Regions from separate parts of the Mus musculus genome. Here regions 2 and 3 are each linked to region 1. Evidence: chromatin loops called from intact Hi-C (ENCODE). Cell type or tissue: left cerebral cortex. All regions are shown on one strand.

Evidence for each region. Hi-C counts contacts between places; a loop is a spot of excess contacts. Peaks named below come from ENCODE experiments on the same cell type or tissue, not always from the same donor. Only the 100,000 strongest peaks of a DNase experiment are listed, where the experiment ranks them.
Region 2: it touches region 1 in a loop (2.5-fold over the local background); 31 of 42 quality-filtered maps call a loop at or near these places.
Region 3: it touches region 1 in a loop (9-fold over the local background); 31 of 42 quality-filtered maps call a loop at or near these places.

What each region holds. Positions count from the first base shown.
Region 1 is chr13:112,669,496-112,677,495 of GRCm38, reverse strand. It overlaps Slc38a9 (solute carrier family 38, member 9), which reads right to left. Exons shown (of 15, transcript NM_178746.4): 2 at 7,765-7,909. The coding sequence starts at 7,874. It overlaps Gm52034 (a long non-coding RNA gene), which reads left to right and starts at 4,129. Exons shown (of 2, transcript XR_003950560.1): 1 at 4,129-4,223; 2 at 5,468-7,932. In left cerebral cortex, CTCF peaks have their summits at 3,284 (motif pointing left) and 5,604 (motif pointing left); a DNase peak (open chromatin) is centred at 3,252.
Region 2 is chr13:112,862,940-112,870,939 of GRCm38, reverse strand. Plpp1 (phospholipid phosphatase 1) reads right to left here. Exons shown (of 6, transcript NM_008903.2): 5 at 3,968-4,144; 6 at 3,046-3,497. The coding sequence ends at 3,372. It overlaps Mtrex (Mtr4 exosome RNA helicase), which reads left to right. Exons shown (of 27, transcript NM_028151.2): 26 at 1,825-1,929; 27 at 2,945-3,160. The coding sequence ends at 2,997. Among named protein-coding and RNA genes, the nearest start is that of Mtrex, 60 kb to the left of the region's middle. In left cerebral cortex, no CTCF peak of the experiment used is centred here; no DNase peak of the experiment used is centred here.
Region 3 is chr13:113,031,796-113,039,795 of GRCm38, reverse strand. It overlaps Cdc20b (cell division cycle 20B), which reads right to left and starts at 4,417. Exons shown (of 12, transcript NM_001281487.1): 1 at 4,355-4,417; 2 at 4,020-4,082. The coding sequence starts at 4,417. Mir449c (microRNA 449c) reads right to left here and starts at 3,813; the gene lies at 3,705-3,813. It overlaps Mir449b (microRNA 449b), which reads right to left and starts at 2,377; the gene lies at 2,298-2,377. It overlaps Mir449a (microRNA 449a), which reads right to left and starts at 2,262; the gene lies at 2,172-2,262. In left cerebral cortex, a CTCF peak has its summit at 3,681 (motif pointing right); DNase peaks (open chromatin) are centred at 4,423, 4,627, 7,355, 7,837 and 1 more place; H3K4me3 peaks cover 1,548 bases.

The sequences.
Region 1 (8,000 bases):
ATTTCAGTTCCAATTGACTAGGCTCACATCCACTTTATACACTAGAGCATCATAGAAAGGCAGCTCCCAGGACAGTCTTAGCAATGCTTGCTTCTGTGTGATGGGATTGAGTTCCTTATGCTTCCAGGCTTCATTCTATAGCTCTTGTACGATCCTCCTCCCAACCTTCCCAATCAGAAACAAAACAAAACACAGTAAGAAAGAGGAGGGAGAGAAGGAAGGAAGAAAATGAACATGATCCTACAGAAGCACAGGCGATTTAAACAAAAACTTAAGGAAAGCCAGCTTATCCTTCAATATCGTGTTTGTATTATAAATCAGAAAAGTAATGTATCTCATCAGAAAAGTTATATATATATATATATACATACACACAGACACACATACATACATATATATACATATACATACACACACACACACATATATATGTATATATATATATACTGCAGATAATGTAAACATTGTTGAGATAATTGCTGGTGTGCTGGGTTCATTACTCAGTAGTACAGCATTTGCTTAGCATGTAGCAGGCTCTGGATTCAATCTGAACACTGCAGAACGAACTAAATGACCCAGCAACATTTTGGTGCATGGCTGAGAAACATGCGTGAATGATGGACATGTGCATTTTGGTTTTGATTCCTTTTGATCTTTACATAAGACAGAATAACAATCACACATGGTATCATTTTCTAATTTTTTCTTTCTTTTTCTTTTTCTTTTTTTTTTTTTTTGATGCTTTAAGATAGGGTCTCTTGTAGCTCAGACTGGCCTGAAACTCACAATCCTCTTGCCTCCCAGCTCCAAGAGCTGGGATTGCAGGCTGTGCCACCGTGCTGCCATGATATGACACGTATCTAGCTTCCTCTGAGAACATTATCTTTAATGTACGTGAGATCCATCTCGTTCCCCAGCAGTGGGATCTCAAGCATGTGTCACTGCACCAACCTCCTCATGGGGTTTCTGGGGATCAAAATCAGGACCTCATGCTTGTAAGGCGAGGTCTTCACAGACTTAAGCTGTCTTCCTAAGACCCCAGACCCATTTCACGTACATTATTAGCATCCGGCCTTTAGCCTGTTGAAAGCCATCTTGACTCTCTTGTTACCACTACTGGCTCCAAGCTCTGGTGGTGGTGATATTATACTGCACCCACAAATTCCTTCTGACTACACCCTTGACCTAACACTGACCAGACAGATAAGGGTTTTGTTTCTGTTTTTGTTTTTTTTGCCTTAACTCTTCATTAACTCTTCATACTTTTTCTGCTCAACAAAATAACTTTGACTTGACCCTGCGGAGTATCAATTACCTCCAAAAGCTCCCTTGGTCTTCGGGCTTCTCTCACTAATGTCAGTGAGAGAGGGAGAAAGTACAATAAAGTACAACGAACTTCCCAGGAGTGGGAAGAAAACAAAACAGACACGCAAACACCCCGGAGCTGACAGGGCTAAAGGGCTAAACTCAGGTGAGCTGAGCAGATACCGACCGAAGGGGAAACGTTTAAAAAGATGTCTAGGGCAGAGGGAGAGAAGGGAAAAGGCACAGAAACCAAGCATTTGAGAGAATAAGAGGATTCCAATGAGACTAGAAAAAAAACTTCATCTAGTGAAGTAACAAAGTCACATGCAAATTTAAGGTGCCTCTAACACTAAGACCAAGAATTTTCTTTCCTTAAGCATTTGGCAAAAATATAGTTCTTTGAGGGACAAAAGAAAGAGGAGAAGGTGGGAAAGTATGGAGAAAATTGGGCCAAGGAGGGAAAAGGAGGGGGAGGGAAAGGAGCAGAGGAGAGAGGGGAGAGATGGGTTTGATGGAGGGAGTAATACAATTTGTATGCTTGCCCCAGCGCAGTGATACCAGCAACAATTGAGGTCCTGTCCATCTAGTTATGACTGCTTGGTGGCAAGCTCTTCATCGTGTAATTCATGGTAGCTTAGCACACTAGCCCTCCTGGGAAAATCAATTTCTCTTTTTCTCCCCCTCCCCTTCCTCTTTTTAGGAAGTTTTAAGATCAAATTTAGGGCCTTGTGCATGCTAAGAACATTGTCTCCCACTGCCTGAATTCTTCTCATTTTTGTTGCCTATATAATCCCAAACTATAAAATCATCAAGCACCGGGTAACCACTTCCAGTTGCTGCCATACGCCAGCATCTATTAAACATTTTACTTTGCCTTGGGAAACGGCTTGAGTCTTCCTCTCTCCTAGGGCCGCAAATACCCACTGTCAACTCAGGCTGATCTACAGTGACAGCATTTGTGGGAGGAGAAATAGAGAGGCTGATTCACAAATGCACAGACTGTAGGTACCCTAAACAGCAAGGTGCCATAATGTATCTTACACACTCCAAGGGTGTGAGGAAGCTGTGCATTTGAGATATCCAATTAATGGTGGCTTGTTAGAGCACTACAACATCCTCAATAGCAAAAGCTTGAATGTTAGGATTTGGTATTTTGAGATGTTTTGGTGTTGAAATGAAAACAGCCCTGTGAGTTTAATAGATGATATCTCTGATAGATCAGATTATTCTCCATTTTGATACCAAGTGGGCAACAGAGTCCTACAAGAGCAGAGCAGCCGAGTGCTGGTAAGTAAGCTGTAGGAGAAAAGTCTGTGTACAGAGCATGCTTAGGGGGTTGGGGCCTGAGTGAGCTCCTGCCTTACGGTGTCACCCTGGGCCTATAAGGAGCAGCAGAAGGAAAGGGGAAACAAAGACACACAGAGAAGGGGAAAGCTAAAAACCGAGCCAAGCCACAGTAGAGGGTTTGCGTAGCAATACACAAGGCCATGGGTTCAATACCCAGAACTGGAAAGAAATTAAAAATCAACCATTTCATAACTTTGTTGGCTGGCTGGGGTGGTCAACTTTCCCAGGGCATAGTCACAGAGCAGTAGGAAAATATGAGGCTACCCTGAGTACCAGCTCATTAGTAGCCTCCAAAAGCCTGAGAAAAGCCTGCTCATTCCCAGTAGAATGTATCGAATAGAACACAGCAGACTTCTAGACCTTTCTGCTCTTCCATTTACTTTTTTATTGTTCATTCTCTCTCCAAACAGGTGACAAAATAGCATCAGAGGGAGGCGTGCTGAAGAAACAGGGGCCTTACTTTTTTATAATGCACCTAAATGATCCACATGCCGATGGCATGCAGCTTACAACGGCACAGCCCTTCCTCCGCCTGCTTTAGACTCCACTTGTCAAAATGCTTGGCCTGCAACCCCTTAGTCTGTGCCAGCTAAAAGTCTTACATGTAAGACGCGAATGCCACCTAGTGGGAGGTAGAAAAATAACACAAGCTAACCGTAGGCCAAGAAATACTCAGACATCAAATGTTGTCTCCCATCATCCTATAGCCAAAGTTTCCCAAGTGCAGGATGACCCTTGACACCACAATCGTGAACGCTGACTGGCTGGTGTATATAGCAATATACAATAGACAAGTATAAGCACTCTAAAGTCCTCACTTTACAAACATGAGATAAAGCTAAATGAACTCAGAGCTGGAAGGGGAGCAGACTGCTAAGAAACATCCAATTATAATATATATATGTGTGTGTGTGTGTGTGTGTGTATGTATGTATGTATATGTATGTATATGCATGTATATATGTATATGTGTATATATATATATATGTATATATATATATATATATATATATATATATATATATATATATATATGTGTGTGTGTGTGTGTGTGTGTGTGTATATACACATACATACATACATACAGAGAGAGAGAGAGATGTATATACACAAGGGGGCACCAGAGCATGGTGACTCAAAGAACTGAAGCTTGATACTAGTTGTCTACATTTTATTTACATGGAAAGTTGGAGACTCTATCCCTCAGCAGGAACAATGTCTTAAAGTACTCACATACTTTTTCTCATCTAATAGTCTCTGCTTTCTCCAGCAGAGATTATCCCACAAGCAGAAGCAACAAGGACTGCTAAGTTCTTACAAGTGGTTGCTCTCCTTTCTTACCAGTTACGCCAGGATTGAAAATAGCGGACTCCTTCCTTTTTGAAGTTTCATTATAGAAAATGTATTTCCATTTAATATACCCTGTTAGATTAAAATTTCAAGGAACTGAACTGCCGACTTGTCATAATGGAATGCACTTTAATGACCTATGACTCATTGTCACAGTGGCCAATTATTTATCACAGAACTTAGAAGCTTCAAGAAAAACTCTAAGCATTCAGTCAGCATTTGTAAGTGGACTACATTCACTAATACTGAAATATACCAGTGAGAATCACAATTATCGATTTCTCTGTTTCTTCTGATAGCCACTGTTAACGACACTTTCTTCAGGGATAAATTTCACACTACCAGTTTTAGCTACAAGAAAAACTGAAACATCAACTATCGGAAGAAATGATAACAATACCGCCAGGATCAGCTCACTGCAATCTTTCTTATCTCCTGGGCTGGAAATAGCTGCAGCTCTTATCTAGACTAACATTCTGCTGATAGCAACGAGGGTAGTCACTGACTGGGTACTGAGGACCTACTAACTCTATGCACCAGGCTCCCTTACCTCAGCTGTGCAGCTCCTCTCAGCCACCCAAGCCTTCCCGACTCCATCTGCACATACTGTATTGTCTACAATACAGCGAGCAACTTTACATGAATGGTGGCAGACTATACATACTGCTCTGCAACTCACTTTTTTCTTTTAACAAAATAACTCGAAGAGTTGTTTCATTTTGGTATGTCATAAGCCCACCTCCTTTTTATTAGATGAAAAATATTTCATTGTATGAACACACTATAATGTAGTTTTTCAGCCCTGGAAGAAAACATATTTTAGTCACTCAATCTTAGCAACGTATATGACCCCACGCAGGCACCGGTTGACGCTGTAAGGCAGTGAGATTCTGCTACCCAGAAACCTCAGAGTTGCCGCTGGGATCTGAGTGGAGGATCACACAAAATTTGTGGGTTAAATTCTTTTTTCTGGTGTACATAAGAATATGTGAGCACAAGTATAAAAAGGCCAGACGTCATCATCAGGTATCTAATTGAACTACCTCTCTCTCTCTCTCTCTCTCTCATTTAGTGGCATATTTGAGATGGTTTGTTTATTTATTTGCTATTTATTGAGACAGTCTCTTACCAGCCTGGAGCTCATCAATTTGGCTGGCCTCGCTAGCCAATGCTCTCCAGAAGCCATCTGTCCCTGCCTCCCTAGTGTGGTGGTTACAGGTACACACCATAGCTCCTGGATTTTATATGGGGGCTCAAGTTTGTGTGACAAATACTTCACTGACAGAGCCTCTCCCCTGGATTTAATCCCCCCTACATCACAATTGTATTCTTCCTGCCGGCAGTAGACAATGACTTCTGTCATAGCTTACTGATAAGATACTTTTCTAATATATGCACTTAAACATTTCTAAACGAGGACACCTCACAATCTCTAACACCGGATGTCTGAATTACTGTTGGCCAGGTGGCAGTGTGCTCGCTACTTCTGGTGGTGTGCTGACATCCGACTGCCAGGCCATCTCTGTCAAACCACTGAAGGAAGGCATGGGAACCGGAAGTGAGAAGGCCTCTCATGACGCCATCTGGTGAGACCGGGACAGTGCAAGGACGGGAACCTGCGCGCGGCCTCAGTGCTGCTGAAGAAACCAAGGAAGGCTGTGTCATCAAAGCCACCCACTCTCTTTCCGGCCAAAGGACAATTGTCCACGTAGGAGGGACACACAACTGGTCTGATGACTAAATCAAAAGCTGATCCAGAAGAGCCAGGGTTTTTAAGTGTGAGGTGTTAATAATGTCTTAACCAATGCACTTTGTTTCTATGATCAACTTGTATAGTTCCATAAGAGACAAATGAGAAGTAACACATACGGTCAAGAGTTCTTCCAGTGAAAACACAGCAAAAATTCCAAGTCCAGTACTGTACATGTATGATACACACGGGCACAGCATGCGTGAGTGAGTGTGTGCGTGTTGTGGGTTGGGGTTTTTGAAATGATCTGATTATGTGTATGGGTGCTTTGTCTGCAAGAATGTCTGTGCACCATGTGCATGGCTACTGTTGATGGAGAACAGAAGAAGGCGTCAGATCTCCTGGGACTGGAATTACGGACAGTTGTGAGCTATCATGTATGTGTGTGCTAGGAATCAAATCCAGGTCCTCTAACAGAACAGTCAGTTCTCTTAACCACTGAACTTCGTTCCAAACCCTCTTTGTCCGTCTGTCTATCAGTGCGTCTTTCTGACCCACTGGCTGACTGACCGACCTACCTACCTACCTACCTGCCCACCATGCAAGTCAAGTCTCAGTATGTAGCCCCAGCTCTCCTGGAACTCACTCTAGACCACACTGGCCTCAAACCCATAGAAATCTGCCAGTTTGTACCTCACAAGTGTTGGGATTAAAAGCACGTGCCACTATGCCAGGCTTTGTATATTTTAAACGCAATTGACAACCAACAGCATCTCAGATTTGATGAAATATTCCAAATCCCATGTTACATCATTCAGGAACATTTTAGTTTTTCTCACAGATTTTGCACATTCCTGTTAAAACTACTGCAAGCGTATTTTATATATTTTTCTATCTCATTTTCTCATCTTTTTTTCCTCTCTTTCTTTCTTCATTTATTTATCTAGAGTGTGAACACACAAGTGCTATTGTATTTATCTGCAGGTCTGAACACTTTCTTTGGGTAAGTTCTCTCCCGCCATCCTGTGAATCCTGGGGATTTAACTCAAGTAGTCAGGCTCAGTGGCCTTTTCCTGCTGAGCCATCTTGCTGGTGCCTCGGGGCTTTTTGCATGTTACTTCTTTCTTTTCTTTTCTTTTCTTTTCCTTTTTCTTTTTCTTTCTTTTTTTTTTTTAACAGACTAGGTATGAGTAAGTAGCCCAGGCTGGCCCCAATCTCACAATCTTCCTGCCTCTGCCTCTTGAGTGCTAAATGCTAGGAATGGGCCATCACACATTTGGTCTTATTTTTGCCTATTTTGTAAGTAATCACTTTGTGTATGTGTGCCCACAAGTTTGTATATGCATTGAGGCCAGAGGAGGGCAATTATCTTCCATCTTGTTTCTAAGAGGCAAGGTCTCTTTCTGGAACTCATGTGGGTTGTTTGTTTGTTTGTTTGTTTGTTTTTTATAGACTGGCAGCCAGCAAGTCGTGGTGATCCTCCTATCTCGACTCACTCCATCACTGTGTTTAAAGTTGTACGTGGGCTCACATCTAGCTTATGTGGTTGCTAGGATGCAACCTTTGGTCCTTCAGTTGCACACTAAGCATCTTACTCACGTCAGCATCTTTCTACCCAATAACTACTTGATCGAACTCACTTACTGGGACTTTTTTTTTTTTTAAAGGAGATTCTCTTGAGGTTTCCAGTCATAAACTGAAAGATTATTTAATCTCAAGTGATTTTAAGTTACCCGCTGTCATTGTAGCTCAGTGAAGGCAAAGGCCTATTCCTTTTCTATCTGTAGTATCAGATTACTCTGCACGAAGCGGGCAACCAACAGGCATCCGAGTCCCTTACATACATGCGCCCTCCTTGACAAAACCCAGCCCTTTGCTTAACAGACTCGTTTATTCCAAGACACAAAAATGTGCAAGTGAGGAAACAGGACTCATATGCACACACATCAGGGTATGAGTCCTGTAAGAAAATGATGATTTCATTATCGATTCTATTGATCTTTTGGGCTGTACTGTATTATATCTTAATTGCTAGAAGCCCTAGGTATGAAGTGAGCACATTAAGACCTCACCTTTTAGATCTCAGATCTGATGAATCAAACTGGATGTTCATAGGCCCAGGGCTTACTTCATGTTCCACCTCAGAGAGAAGATGCCTGGAATCACCATCCACACTTGCCATTTTCCCTCAGATTCCAGGCACTGGGGCAGCCAGTCCTATAGCAACCAGGAAAAAAAAAGTAATTTTGTTTAATCTTAAAAACATTTTACTATTTTTAATATATTTGCATGCAGACAAAATAGAGAG
Region 2 (8,000 bases), 190 kb before region 1:
ACACACACACACACACACACACACACACACACACACACACACACAATCACACTCTTGACCTAATTTTTAATGTTTGTATTTATGGAATATGGAATTGCCCCATCCTGGCATTTTACAGCTTAAATGTGAAATACACACTATAGTCTCATATATTTGGTCCTCAGCTACTGTTGCTCTTTTGTGAGGTTTTAGGACCTCTGAAAGATGGAGGAAATTGGAGCAGAGGGGTTTCAGTTTGGCCCTCCTCTCACCACCTCGATCCACCTAGATGGGGTCCTGCTTGTGGGGAAGGAGGAGGCCCTGAGTCCGTGTGTAGTCGTCACAGGCACAGCCGGTCAAGCCTCCCAGTGCCTTCTTCCCAGGCGAGGCTCAGGGATGTCGATCAAGTCCGTGTGTTTGCAGACGGTTGGCCAGTGTGGGAAGAAAGAAGATCCTAGCAACCACAGCTTCCTCCTCTGAGAAGTCTGTAACCTGAGGCTGGTCCCTAAAGACTGCCCACCTCCTGTACTGTAATAACAACACCCTGACTTTCTAGATTGCAAAGCAGGTGTCTTCCATCAGAGAGAGCACAGCCCACTCTGGATTTTGTTGGTTTCTTCAGATTCTGTCTGCTCCATGCCCATGCTGCCTCAGTCAGGTTCTCAGGACCAAAGTCAGGACGTGAGGCACGCCTTCTGTAACTCCTCCTGTGACTTCCCCATGATGGCTGCTGAGCCATAGCCACAGTGGGGAGAATGTAACTGAGCCACACTTCACTGCTTTTGGTTCTGGCTTTTGACTCATTTAATGCACTTTCTCACCAACGGCCAGATGATGTCACAAGAACTGTATAGTAGAAGTAGACTTCCAGTGTCTTCTTCCCAGAGGAGGAGGAGATCCTCATTTCAAATGCTATTTCCTGGTATTCGCGGATGCTCAGTAGAAGAGTTCTTGTGGACGGCCCTGGGATTGGAATCCCAGTACTATTTGGACGTAGGGTCTCACTGTGTAGCCTTGGCTGGCCTGGAACTTGTTACGAAGACTGCCTCACACGCAGAGAGCTCCTTCAGTGCTAAGACTAAAGCTGTGCGCCATCATGCATGGCTTCCCTGTTTCTATCTGCTTTGAGTTTGTATCGCAGTCATTTATCCCAGGGACACACTGGAACATAATCTAGAGGGGGACTTCCCAGTGTTACCAGGATAAACTAAAGCTTGCACTTCAGCTAAATGTTCCTAGTGCAGTCCAGACATTACAGTGAGGTCCCCAGAGTTTTCATTCAATCTGTCACACTTAAAGAGAGGAACTCAGGTCCCGCTTTAGACAAGTCTTAACAAGTAGCACCGTCCACAGCTTTAGCTTTGATTGATATTTGTCTTCGAGTTGCAATCCATAGGGAAAAGTTTGTTTCCTCTCTTGCTACCTCTAAAAACACACTGTAAAAAACAGACAAAGCATTGAGGAAACAAGCTAATAACCATGTTCTCTCACAGGCATGCTTGTAGTGTCCAGAATCCTGAGTATGGCACACACAGGGGCCTGAGAAGCGGGACTCGGTTAGGCATGGATTTGCTGCCTGACAGACGTCCTTACAGGACGTGAGCTGGTGTGCTGCCTTCCTCAAGTCAGTCTCTTCTCTAAAACCAGGGAAATTGGTTTACCTAGCTCTAAAAACATGTCACTGCATCCTTAGAATATGTCCTTTACGGCCGTTAAGGGGAGGTGGGGGGGTAATTAAACCTTTCCTGTAACTGCCAGTCATGTTCTTGTGCTTTGCAACTTCTCTAATGTCTTATTCCTCCTGGTTGGATTCACAACAAACTCGTGAATTCCTTTTCTGTCCAGGCAGTATAATTCGTTGTATGAGGCGTCTGGAAGAACTGCTTCGACAGATGTGTCAAGCAGCAAAAGCCATTGGAAACACAGAGCTGGAGAACAAATTTGCTGAAGGTCAGTAACTAGTTTATAAGCCTTTTATGGTAATGTAGGCAAATCTTGAGACTTGGAACTTTTACACAACTTATAATCGGGACATTTTAAGATATCTTTAGCTGGAGTATCGTGGAGCGTCCTCTAATAGTGTATATATTAAAAGTGGAATATTTAGATGGGACATTTTTAGGGTTTTGTTTTATATATTACAGATTCCCAATTACACATATTTATTGACTACTTAGTATGTGTCCAGCATTGTTCTAAAACCTGTAAGAGAGAATATAAGTGCAATTGGTAGAGCTTCTCTTGTAATGTGAGGGAGGTGTCGGTCGATGGTCATTTAGTCTGCAAGGAAAGGAAAGAGACGACACAGAGATGACGTTTAAGGCTTTTTCCTATGCCCGGAATGTTTGAGCAACATGAGACTAGTGTGGTTGGAACACAGTGAGCATGAGTGAGAGATGGGAGAGAAACAAAGTGGCCAAGTCTGTAGAGTAGCAGGAGGATGCAGGGAGACAGGTAAGGAAGAATGGTAAAGTGTAAAGAGGAGGTGGAGAGTTGGGGAGCATGCTATTTATAGATGGCTCTCATCTCCACTGTGTCCTGGGCCAGACAAGACAGACATAGCCAGTCCATGCTGGTGATTTCTAAGTTAAGTGTTTTACCATCTTTCATTGCACACTGAGTGATTAGACTCTGTTGATAAAGGCAGCCATGTAAATTGTTCCCATGTCTTCTAATATGAAAATAACTGCTTGACCTGGGTCATCTACTTCAGACAACTTAGGTCCTTCTCTAGACTCTCTCTTACTAGCCTTAGCCACTCACCCAAGCCATAACACAGGGTAGCTGGCAGTTGAAAGAGAAAGGACTCGGTCTCAGGTTCTTCGGGTGGCTCTTAACTCTTAAGCTAACAAGCTTTTATAAACTCTTACTAGTTTAGTCAGGCCCGAGCCATAAAACCATTGTTTGAGAAAGCTATAATGCTTTATGGTCTTGAAAGCTTAAACATTCTTTTCTTTTCCCTTAGGAATTACCAAAATCAAGAGGGATATTGTATTTGCTGCCAGCCTCTACTTATAGAGTTCAGCGTTATCCACCACCTGTCTGATTGCAACTGACTACAAACGCTTCCCAGTGTTCAGTGGTTCACAAGCTTTTTATTATATTTAAGTCAACATCATTCTGAGAAGGCATGTAACATACACATTTGTACATAGCGTCTTTCAATAAAAATGTACAGGTGGGACAGTGTTTTAGTGACAGGCTTCATTTTCTTTAATTGAACTGTTACTCATTGTGTTAGAAGTAACTGTACACACATAAAATGGGCATCCAGGAGGTATAGATAGCAGCAGTCCTTTATAGAATGGTCTGTACAGCAGGAAGTAATACGCATCCCCCTGCCTTTAGCCTCCAGCTGTTGCCTTTGAAGCGGGCCAGCGCCCCTGTACCCTTCAGGGCTCGTGATTGGTTGAGTAGTTCCGTGAACTGGCGGTTTCATGGAGAGTCGTGTGTGGATCCTCTTCCTTTCTCTCTTTGTAAGAATGTGTGTCCTTGAAGAAATCGGATACATACAAAGCCTAGACAAAAAGGGCAGAATATTAGTGGTGTGAATTTCAGGAACCAATTAGAAATGTAAAAAAATAACCGGGTAGGATGGTTGTAGTGGTGCCTGGAGAAACGGGCCAACCAGAGCTACAGTAAATCACTATCTCAAAAAAAAAACCTGGCTAAAAGAAAAGTATTTTGAAGAAAATTCTTCAAAATGTTTTGGCAAATAGCTTCATTCAACCAACACTTAATGAATTATTTTTAACTAAATTAATTTTCAATTCATGAAAAAAGGAAATTAGTTTTTACAACCATAGGCTTTAGCACCAAGAATTTTGCAACGCTGACAAAGGATTACTCAGTTTTCACCTGTCTGACCTGTCCTTTTATTAACATTCAAATCAATTAGTGAGCCACATTCTCCGCCCTGTCTGGTATCTTTCTGGGATTTATCTAAATGCGCAGCAGGCGGCCTCTGGGCTGCTGCTCTGATACTTACAACCAGTATAGCCATAGCAGCTCCCTGAATGAGTCCAACTGTGACGTCACTCCAGTGGTGTTTGTAGTCAGACACTCGAGAAAGGCCCACATATATGGAAAAAGCAATGAGCCCAAACTGGAGCATGGGTCGTAAGAGTCTTGCCCAGTCTCCCTTCATCCTGGCTTGAAGATAAAGCTAACAGAAAAAGGGGGTGGAAGAGAGAATACTTGATTTAAGAAGCCAGTTGAAAACTTGACTATCACCCAGCACACTTCTAAAGTGTTGACATTAAGAGCATCAATATTTTTACAGATGAAATAAAACTTTAGGCAAGTACTTTAAAGCAACACACCCTGTCCCTAACAGCATTGCCCCAGCGACTTGCATTTAGACAAATGTACTACCTATTTAGCTGGTCCTTGCCCTTCCAATCTTAAAGCAGGGTTTCACTGTTTGTGACTAGAGGGTTTCAAGGTAGTCCTTCCCTGTGGTCTGTGGAATATTATAGATAACATTCCAATAGGTTATCTATAGTGCTGTCGTTTCTTCCTAGACTTGGAATAAACTGCTAGAATTCAGACAAGGGTTTGCCCCTTCCCTAGGCCTGGTTCCTACCTTGCATATCTAAGGATTGGACTGTTACTCTGCCCAAATAAGTAGTGTGGGTCATAGTGCACTCAGGGGCCAGGAAAGAGCTCTGCCCTTCCCCTAACTCTGTTGCCCTCTTCCATACTGACTACCTCCCTTCCCACTATCTCTGGCACATAAATACCTGAAAATTTTGATGTAGAAGGAAATCTTCAGTGAATCTATAACCATTTTAAAAAGCAAAACAACCATGCTGCTTTTAGTTATTTTATAATAGGTATAATTCTTGCACTCAGGAGAATGGAAAGTTCCAGGCTATCTAGGACACAAGACCGTGTGTCAGGCCTCCCCACAAACACCCTGCCACCCCTAAAAATAAAAATGTAATTATCAACATTAAAAAACCTTCAGGCTAGGAGGGATAGTGTGCTGACTAGTTCATATCAACAAGCTAGAGTTGGAGAAGAGGGAGCCTTAATTGAGACAGCTCCATAAGAGTGGAGCCCTTGCATATTTCCTTAATTAGGGATCAATGAGGGAAGACAGAGCCTATTGAGGGTGGTGCCATCCCTTAGCAGGTGGCCTTGGGTTCTATAAGAACAGGCTGAGCAAGCCAGGAAGGAGCATTCTTCCATGGCCTCTGCATCAGCTCCTGCTGTGTTGGAGTTGAGTTTCTGTCTTGACTTGATGATGAACGTGGCATAGAAGCATAAGCCAAATAAACCCTTTCCATGCCAAGTTGTTCTGGCCATGGTGTTATCACCGCAATAGGGACCCTAAGGCAGTTTGTAAAATGCTTGCTTTGGAAGTATGAGGACAGCAGTTGGATTCCTAGCACTCATATAAAGAGGGCATGTACTATGATTTGCATTTACATGGGTCCTTGACCAGCCAGTCTAGCCTCATTGATGGACTCCTGGCTCAGAAGGGGAGGAAAACACTCCTGAGGATGACACCAGAAGTTGTCCTCTGGCCTCTGCATGCACAAGGGCACTTACATAAAAATAATTACGTATACATAAGTCTGTCCAATCATTTATGAATGGCTGGAATACTGTTTAAAACTATTTACAAGGCATAGCAAGAGCATGGTGTGAGCATGTAGTTACAAGGTGGCATAGCAGTCGTTTAGCTTATTAGCTAGGTTGTGTGCTACTGGCTCTCTATAGAGCCTCTTTCCCCCAACCCCCGCTTTTTTTGTTTTTGTTTTTTTCTAGACAGAGTTTCTCTGTATAGCCCTGGCTGCCCTGGAACTCATTTTGTAGACCAGGCTGGCCTCAAACTCAGAAATTCGCCTGCGTCTGCCTCCCAAGTGCTGGGATTAAAGGCGTGCACCACTACCACCCGGCCTAACCCCTACTTTTTAAAAAGAATTTCATCTCAAACATTATTTCCACCTCAATTATGAAGTTCATTTTAAAGTTAAGTTTCTGGGCCAGAGAGATGGCTCAGCAGTCAGGAACACTGCTGCTTTTCCAGAGGTCCTGAGTTCAATTCCCAGCAACCACATGGTTGCTCACAACCATCTGTAATGGGATCCAATGCCCTCTTCTGGTGTGTCTGAGACAGCTACAGTGTACTCATATGCATAAATAAATCTTTAAAAAAAAAGAGGTAAGTTTCTAGACTACATCTGAAGCCATCTGGGTACCGTGAACAAAAATTCAGCTGTACACAACAGGGTTTTTCCTTTTTCAGATGCAAGAGATATCTAAGAATTACAAATATTTGCAAATAAAGATATTCTGGGGGGAATTTTATCTAACTCTGCCGGTAGGTTGGGCACACAACACCTCTGAGTGGAGTTAGGAAGGTTCATTTTGATAAATCTGGCATGTGGGGTACGAAAGATGGGGCTGGAAGAAACATTTCCTGTTTAGTACTGCAAAATCCCTCTCCTTTCAAAGGAAGCCTGTGGCATGTTAATTTTCTGCAAAATGTTATTCCCCAGTTCGCAAGGGAAAGATCACTGACTATGGACCAGCTGTCAGTCAGGTCCAGCACACCCTGGGCGTCCTCTCCACAGCCAGTTTCTTTTCTCGCTCTTCCATCCACACAGGTATTTCCCTTTACAGAGACATGGCCTCCACCCAGAAATCACGTCGCTGGGTTGGGGCTGAGGTGTCTATGTCTCTTGGTTGTGGTTCTACATTAGTGACTTTAATAGTCACGGTAATCATTATAAAAGGAACACCAGAACCTGGCATTCTGTTGTCCCTGTCCTCACAGGTCACTCTAGAAATAGAATTCCCAGGAGATGGTGCAGAATGAAAGAGACTAAAAAAATTAAACCAAACAAACAAAAACCACTTTACTGCACTGGACATTCCTCCCTCCCTAAATTTTCATCTACATACAAACCTCAGATGCCAGACAAGTTCAAAGTCTCACACGAAAACTGCCACGAGGCCATTCTCTTTCCTTCCCCATCCCGCTCAGTGCTTCTCAGCCTTCCTAATGCTAAGACCCCATGTAGTGGTGACCTCCAACCATAAGATCTCAGCAAGTGAAGTCATGGAGTAAACCCAGCCACGTTTTAGAAACCAGGTAAGAAGGGACTGGCCTTAGCAATGAACCAGAATCCTCTAGAAATGCCACAGGTCAGTGACCTTTGTGAAAGTGCTCCAGGTTGTCTTAAGAAAGTTGTGAACCTTTCTGCTCACTACAGGGCCCAGTGTTCACTGAGCTGGAGGAAGGGAAGACACAAGCTCCTCTTGGTTTATCTGAGACACCACAGATTGTACAGGCAGCTTCTTACTCCTTGGGAGTGAACCCGACTAACCAGTGGTTACACCTGGAGAAGGTGGTGGACTAACCTGGTGAATTTCCCTGCAGCAAAAGTTCAGATGATTCCAAATTCATGCTGACAGTCTACCACCAAGACTGCTGGTTTTTTAAACACTTGAGACAATTTGGGGATTCCCCCATGCTAGTATCACCAAGGACTGTGCCCTCACATCCTGACAACCATAGAGGCAGGAGTGGGAGGTATGGCCTTTGCCAGGGTAATTGGGTCATGGAGGCAGAGCCTTCCTTAATGGGACCCAGGAGTTGCCATACCATTTGCATTAGAAGTGTGCAGCCAGTTAGTCCTCCTAGAACCTGACTCACACAGGTCTGTCAAAAGCACATTGCTGCTCATAAGTTGTCTGGTCTGTGGTGATGGATTATAGCACCTAAGCACCTATCCTAAGTTAGGGTATAGCCAGTCCACACTACAATTTCTGAAATTATATTTAGTTTCCATTAAATGATATGATACCACATCTGGAAACAGACTGTTGGGCAATGCAGCTGGTTTCTTTCTGTTTTGCCTAATGGCTGACCCTGTTAATAGTGTTATGGTCTCAGGTTCCCCCACTTACCATTTTAAACTGGAGTCAAGGGGTCAGTTATCTGGGGGCTGAGGATGTCTATAGCTCAGTGGTACTTAACTGATATGTGTATGCAGGAGGGGCTAATA
Region 3 (8,000 bases), 360 kb before region 1:
CTCCCACCCCCACAGACACGTTATATTTAGTAGTAGTTCATCTTTGTTTTTGCTTTGCTTTTTGTTTTGCTGTTTTATTTTGGAATGAGAGTCTCACAAAACCCAGACTGGCTTCAAACAATTTGTCCTATAGCCAAGGCTGCATTAAACTCCTCTGACTCCTGATGTTGGGGGTTACAGGTGTAGTCTGCTATGCCTGGCCGATTCTTCTTCCTTCATTTTTCTCCTTACCAATGGATCTCATGCCCTTACGTTGATTTCACTCCACTCCGCCCTCCTTTCTCATCATCTTAGTAATATAGAATTAGGAAGTGTTTTCAATACGCGTGCATGGGGGTGTTTGTACAAGGTCCTAGGTTACATCCCAACATTCCAAAATATATACATGTTTATTGAGTGCAAATGTTGGTGTTTTATGCCTTGCTTTTCAATTAAAACGCAAAGAAAAGCCTTCTAGGTTTAGTAGATTTTATTTTTATCGACAAGTCATTAACTAAAGAAAAAAAACATGCAGAAATTTAACCTTAAAAAAAAAAGATGAAATCGGGCTGGGCAGTGGTGGCGCACACCTGTAATCCCAGCACTTGGGAAGCAGAGGCAGGCGGATTTCTGAGTTAGAGGCCAGCCTGGTCTACAGAGTGAGTTCCAGGACAGCCAAGGCTGCACAGAGAAACCCTATCTCAAAAGATGAAAACATGATAAATCAAAGTACTGAGAGTAAGTGACTGTTGATGTGTCTGATTTATATCAACCCCACAAAAGTCAAGGAACATTGTAGAAGAGGGGGACAGAAGGAATGTAAGCCAGGGAATGAGGAAGAGTACTGGGAACACTGTCTTCTGGCCCTGTATGGTCCTTACACTCCTCAACTAACGACAGATAAGCAGGCCTGTGTAAGATGAAGCCTGCTAACCATCCAGCAGGGTGGGGAGGGGCCCGGAGGCTCCACCCTAGCTGAAGAGCCGCTGGAGAATGATGACAAATGGGAAACGGAGGTCATTTTTCTTCACGGGCAGGAGCTGTAGTGGATCAGATAGATGGCCCCCCGCTCGTGGGAATGTGGACAGCTTTAATTGGACTCAGGGTGTTATTTTTTAAAAGAAGCCATAGAGGTAGAAGGGAGGTATTGGGAAAGGGTCCAGAGGGAGTGGGAAGTTTGGGTTGAATAGAATCAAAATTCATTGTATACATGTGTGAAATTCTCAGGGAATAAATAAAAATTCTAAAAAAAAAATGAAAATACTATTTACTTAGCTGTCTTAAACACAAAGACCATCATAAAATAATACTGGTCAACAGCAGCAACACCAAGGATGAGATTTGAAAATAGTAAAATACACAGGAATCAGATAATAGCATCTGTTTAACCTATGTCTAAGAAATATATTTACATTTAAATAGTTAATGCAAATTTATTTCATCAGGAGATTTTGGCCCAATAACTTAAAGAGTGCAGTCTTTTTCTTTTCTCTTCTATGTCTCTAGTAGTCACCAGTACACCACAGTGAGTTCTGGTGATTTCCTGCAGATGTCCACCTGAGGTCACCATATGACCTCTGACTCTGTTCCGTGAATCAAACGGCCTTCCAAAGAATGAGGAAGTATTTTAAATAATATTTATGGCCAGCTCTTCTTCTTTCTTTATAAACTAGATCTCATGTCCTTCCAATTATTGTAAAAAATATTTGCAATATTTTATACAAAATGGAAGAACTGAGTTGTCTCCCCAAATAAATAAGCCCATCCCTACCACATCCCCAAGATATCCCAAATTGTCTAGATACTTCTAGTGAAGATGTTTTAACGTGTGGGTCATTTTGAAAGTTAACACAAATTCTCCCTCCACTTGGTGTATACATAAAGTTGGAGAGACCTGCTCTACTCTATCATGAAACTGATTTAGTTGGAAACTTGGGCAAATACACAAGGCTTTCCATTTTATTCTAAATCTTGTGTTAAAACAACAAACACATAACTTTATAAATGCTTTGATAATGTCAAGCTAGGACTCAGAAAATATTACTTGAGTTTTTAAAGTAACAATGGTTAGTACTTTCACTGCTATAAATATGTCCTTGTGTCACCCCAAGCCACTAATAGCTGTTATCATAATAGTACCCCTCTTCATGGCAAAGCACATACATGAGCTGTAAATGCATGCTGGTGGTGATTGTGTGTGCAATAGGAGAGCAGTCGCATGTTAGCTGGTGCCGCTCACATACTCAACCAGCTAACAATACACTGCCAAGCCATCACACACAGGCAAGACAGCGCACCTCATTAACAAGAAGAACCCAGCCAGAAGGAAGTGGCAGGGTAGCTGTGGCTGCTGGCCTGACCCAACGCAGCCAGCTAACAACACTGCCTACCCGAGTCTGGCAAGTTCGGATTTTCACAGTCTGTGGAGTGGCTGAGGCTAAGTTTCTAACAGAAAGACACTGCTGCAGAGCTGCTGGAGTGTGGTGGCGTGGATACGGAGAGCAAGGGAACTCTGAGGGAGCCAGTTTTCTCCTTCCACCATGTGAATTCCTGGGATAGCATGGCAGTAAGTGCCTTTACTGAACCTTCTTGCCAACCCCAGAACTCTAATCTTAGTAACTGAAGAGGATTTATAGAGAAACCTTGTTTAATGTCTCCTAAACTATAAGAAACAAAATTTATATTACCAAGCTATACCCATGTTTTAAAAAAAAAAACTTTTAAGAACTTTAAATGTGGTTTTTGATGTTTTGTTTGTTTTTCCCCCTTGGGGGTGGGGGGTTGATTGGCTAATTTTTTTCTAGACAGGTTGTTTTTGTGTTTTTTTTTTTTTTTTTTTTTTTTTTTGTAGCCCTGGCTGATGTGGAACTGCTGTGTAGACCAGGCTGGCCTGGAGCCGGGAGATCCACCTGCCTCTGCCTCCCAAGTGCTGGCATTAAGTGCTTGACTAAGAACTCTGTATTCTTATACTTGGGTTTTCCAAATTTAATGTTAAGTTAAAGATGTTAGCAAAGTAAAAATGAATTAACAAAAGTTCAATTGAATTAGGCAGTAAAGTATCTAGAAGATAAAATAATTTGGGCAGGAAACATAACTAAAGACACAATGTAAAGGCTTTTAAATGTTATTTCTCTATAGGTGACATTAGTCACTGCATTTTAAAAGGCCAGCTATATATTTGATTTCAAGCGTCACTGATTGAATATAGAAAAATGTATGTTATCTAGAAAAATATTCAAATGGTGAGATTTTAGCTAATAATCTAAATTTAAAAGCATGTGGGCTATTTGGTGTAAAGAGAAGTAAGTGGTGCTAGAGATGTGAGTCAGATGAGGATTTAACTTTTTCATCCATTAAAGAAAGTACAGGAGCTGGAGAGATGGCTCAGCGGCTGAAAAGAGCACTGGCTGCTCCTCCAGAGAACACAGATTAGATTCTCAACACCAACAGGGCGGCCCCCAAAAGCCTGAAACTCCAGTTCCAGGCGATCAGAAGCCCTCTTCTGAGCTCCGCGGACACCACGCACACACGTGATGCACAGATATAAGTGCAGGTAAATAAACACAAGGTAATAAAAATGAGTTTCAAAAGAACACTCTTTTAAAAAGAACTGCAAGCTTTGGGTTAGAGCTTTAAGGGGCAGAAATACTATATTGGATCCAGCTTTTAGTAGCTGTCTTGAAGACACCTCCTTATCCACCAGATGGCACTATTTCCACGTCTTTGCATGCTTCTGAGTGCAGCAGAGGGTAGTGCAGCTAGCAACTGTTGGGATAAAGTTCTAACAGCCAGCTAGCAATGCACTGCCTGCCTGACACACCCACACTTCATCCTCTGTGGAGCCGGACACTGGGAAGCGCCCGCTAAGCAGGTATAAGTAGCTACATCAGTTGTGAGAATCCATTTCTTAAGTCTTCAGATTCTGTAAAGGTTTTTAATTTGTATTAATTCTCCCATAATTCCTGCAAATGCCTTCTATAGCAAGAATTAATTTGCTCGAGATCAGAATGAAGACAGAAGGGCAAGCCCAGAAAACTCACCTTGGGGGAACCTTGATTTCGCTGCTGCTTCATGCCGTTGGCGAGCACCCGCATGATGTTCTCCTTTGGAAATAGATTAACATAAGAAGGGAGAAAACTCTAGGAAAATCGTCACGGAGAGTGGGGAATTGTTTTGAATCCTGGGTTTGCTGATTCACTCATTCTTTCTAAAGCAACCAGGTATCTCCAGAACTTAAATTTCACACCGTTCAAAATTTAAACTAGGCTGTAGAATTTCATGGCATCTTTTGGTCCTTACTGGGTATTACAAACCGTACCTTCTGCAAGAAGCCCCATGGGAGGGTTGGGTCAAGAAAGAAAAGGATGGTACGCACCCACAACATCTCTTCTTCCGTCCGGATCTTCCTCCGGGCGGTGCGTTGCAGTTTCCACTCCATCTCCGAGTGAGTGCGCTGTTCCTGGACGCCTTGCCTCTCCCCCTCAGGGGCTAAGCAGGACCACGACTTCCCAAACCGCTAGCCTCGTCCCCCTAAACCCATCAAACCTGCCCTCCTACCCCCGAGACCCTCGCTCCTCCCACAGCTCCTGGAGCGTATTCCCCAGGGTAACCTTTAAAAAGCCCGCGGGGCGGCAATCAAAGCGGGAACCTCCTTCCGTCGGTCCCGCCACAGGCCAGCGCCTCGATGACGTCAAGTCTGGGGTGTCGGGGTGCTCGCTCGGGTCCCGCCCTCCTACCCGCGCCCCCGCACTGGGCCTCCCGAGCGGCGCGCGCCGCAGCGCCAAGCTTTGCCGCGAGCAGTGGCGGGCCTGAGCCTCCTGCCCGAGCCCGCAGGAGGTGCGGAGTCGGCGGGTAGAGAAGCGGGGTTTTTGGAGTTCACTGTTGTTTTCAAAAGCAAAAACGTTTCGTCCTAACTGACTCTAATCCTTTTTTTCCGTTCCCCTCTCCTTTTCTTCAACCCCACCCTGATTATCAAATTTGGACGCGTGCAGTAATTCTCACCCTTCTGTTTACTGCTTAGTGATAATCGCTTGTGAAAATTCCTGAACGTAAACATGTCTCTCAATGAGCATGTTAACTCCTCTGTCTTCAAACTCAAACTCAAAAAAGGGGGGGGGGGTGTCTAGGCTGCCGAGAAATGCGTTGACATTTCCAATTAATAAATTATCCGCACTGTCCACTTGGGGAATTGGGGAACTGGCCAAGTTCTCTTGCTGGATCTTGGGAGCTACTTCATAAGCAGGAAGTTTGTGAGAGAGGGAAAGAGCCAAGGAAAGCCAGTGAGACAGCTGACCAGGCCTAGGACTGGATCGATCATGAAATTGCTCGAGGGTCTGGAGGGACCTGGAGACGACTGACAGACAGGGAGCCAGATGGGCTGCTCAGCCTTGCCTGCCCATCTGAGCTGCCAAGGCAAGCTGGGCCATATGGCAGGAGACTAAACTGTCTGAGCAACCTAGGAGGTCCAGCAGCCAGGTTCTCTGCTCCCAGGTCCCCATCCCAAAGTGACAGCAGATTGCATTTTAACTCTAATAAGTTGTTTTGTGCATGCTGGGGCTAGGAGATTCAAACTGCTCAATAACTTAAGCCCACTCTAGTACGTCTGAAAATTCAAGAAATACCGGCTTCGTAGCAACCCAGCTCCCAGTGTTCCAATGACAACGGTTGAAAATGTGTGCTGGTAACCCCACATGAGATTTGTCAGAATGCTTGTATTAGAATATCTTTCTTACCCCACAAGAATGCTACTTTTCTTGCAGTGTGATCAAATGCTTACTCATTCCAAGCCCCAGGAAATCCCTTCTGCAAGCATTAAGACTCAAAGTGAACCATCTTTGCATGAGTCAGGTATATTGTTTAATGGCCAGTTGGAGAATGTCAACCAAAACAAGCAATGTATTAAAAACATGAGATTATTTTTATCTGTTTGTGTGTGTGTGTGTGTGTGTGTGCATTTACCCATTTTGTCAGAACAAGGAAGTAATTTTAAAGACAACTTTTAGAATCTAGGGTCTAGGACTCCCTGGATTATCTGCTCACAGCCATCAGTCACACATTTTTAAAGTACATTTTAGACACTCATTCACAGATACACAACTCCCAAATGCACTTTTCCTTCTTATGTGAAGCAGGGAAATATTAGCCAAGGATCTTCCTTTAAAATGTTATTGTGTGTGCATTTCAGGGCTGAGAATTATAGCCTACTAATAGAATTTCTGTTAACCCTGCATCCAGGAGACCCTAGGTTCAACCCCCAGTACCACTGCAAAACAGTAATAGTGTACAATTGAATATTCTGATTAAAGTTTACAACAGAGAAATGGGTTTAGTTCATCGTTTAGTACGTGCCTCAGTAATAACTATTACACTCGGGGATCCAGAGCGCTTGGCATATTGTGCATATAAGGAGGGCTATGTGCCCTCAGTAACTAAATCCAAAAAAAGAAAACCCCACAATTTCGCTCAAAAAAAAAAATCTGGCAACCACCACTTAGGTCGCATAATCTAAAATCACTTTCAGAAGATCTACTGGTGCGGCGTATCTGCTGGGGCATAACTTCAATTCTGAAGTATTCCTGCCTCTTCACCCAGTCCTTCCCTCTCTTACCCTTTCTCCCATTCCTCCCTCCTTTTCTCCTCAGAGAAGGGGAGGCCTTCATGGATATCACATATACCAATTCTGTTTTCATAAATTTGAAACATGGTGGTGGTGGGTGGTGGTGGTGGTTGTTGGTTGGTTGGTTGGTGGGTGGTTGATGGGTGGTGGTGGTGGTGGTGGTAGCTTTTAGCAGTGTTTGAATGGTCTGGAACCCTCCTATGTGGACCAGTTTCAAACCTGAAAATACCAATCAGCCTGCCTCTACTTCTGCCTCTGCCTCACCCTCTCTCCCTATGCCTCTGCCTCTGTTTCTCCCTCTGCCTAAAGTACTGGTATTAAAGAGACAGCCACCACAGCCAGCTTAGCTTCTAAATTTCATCTTTTTTAATTGTTTAATCATATGGTCATTCTAATTTTAAAAAAAACTCTATAGTACAACTCTTTAGTGAGAAAAAGGAAATGTCTTATCGTAATTTCTATTAAATATGGTTGAAGGACAGTATCTGATTTGGACGCGTGTGAGCCTCAAATCTGCCCTTGCTGAGTCTGTTTCCTACCAAGTGACAGCCAGGGGATACCCAAACTTCCCAAATGCCCATCTTTTCTCAACCACAAAATTATACTTTGATTCCCCATAACGTAGATGTCTCAGAAATATACGATGCGCCACATAAACCTCTTCCTCGGACTCTCAACCTCTTCCTTCCCACAAAGCTTCGCCAGACTTCCCCCCAACGCATTCTCCAAGCTCACGAGTGCGCACGCGTACTTAGGTCCTAGGCATCTCCCTGCATCAAATAAGATATCGTTATATTATCCTTTTTTGCCTCTCCTGCTGTATCCAACCACTTTTCCAGAAATGAAAACCAGAGAATTACCCCATCCCCAACTGCAACCGCCGCCAACCCCGGCCCCAATTCCTCCCGCCGAGCAGGTCCCGCGCCCGCCGGCTAGCCTCCCGCTCCGCTCGCGGCCGCTCCCGCCCCCAGCTCCCGCCAGCCTGTCCCGCGCCTACTGGACAAAAGAAACGGTTGGAGCTCGCTTTTAACGATCTGTTTGGCACGTGCCCCTTCAGGCGGGGCAGGGAGAGCTGAGCTGGGGGTGGGGTTGGATCACTCGGGTGGCGGGGTGCAGTGGACAAGCTAATGAGGTAGGGCTGAGGCTAGCCTCACTGCAGGGGGGGGGGGAGAGAAAGGAATCAAGTCCCCTCTCTTGAGCACCAATACTCCCCAGAACTCAGCTCAGAGTGCTCCAGCAACCACCAGCTGAGCTTCCTGCAGTGACTATGATCTCGGGAGACAAGTCTGAAAACACAGCCTGCCGCCTGCGGTGTATGGCTTCCCCACCCCCACCCACCATGTGCAAGCAGCTTACAGGTTTATTCTTCAGTCACTACCTAAGATCTAAGGATACGACCGGTCTT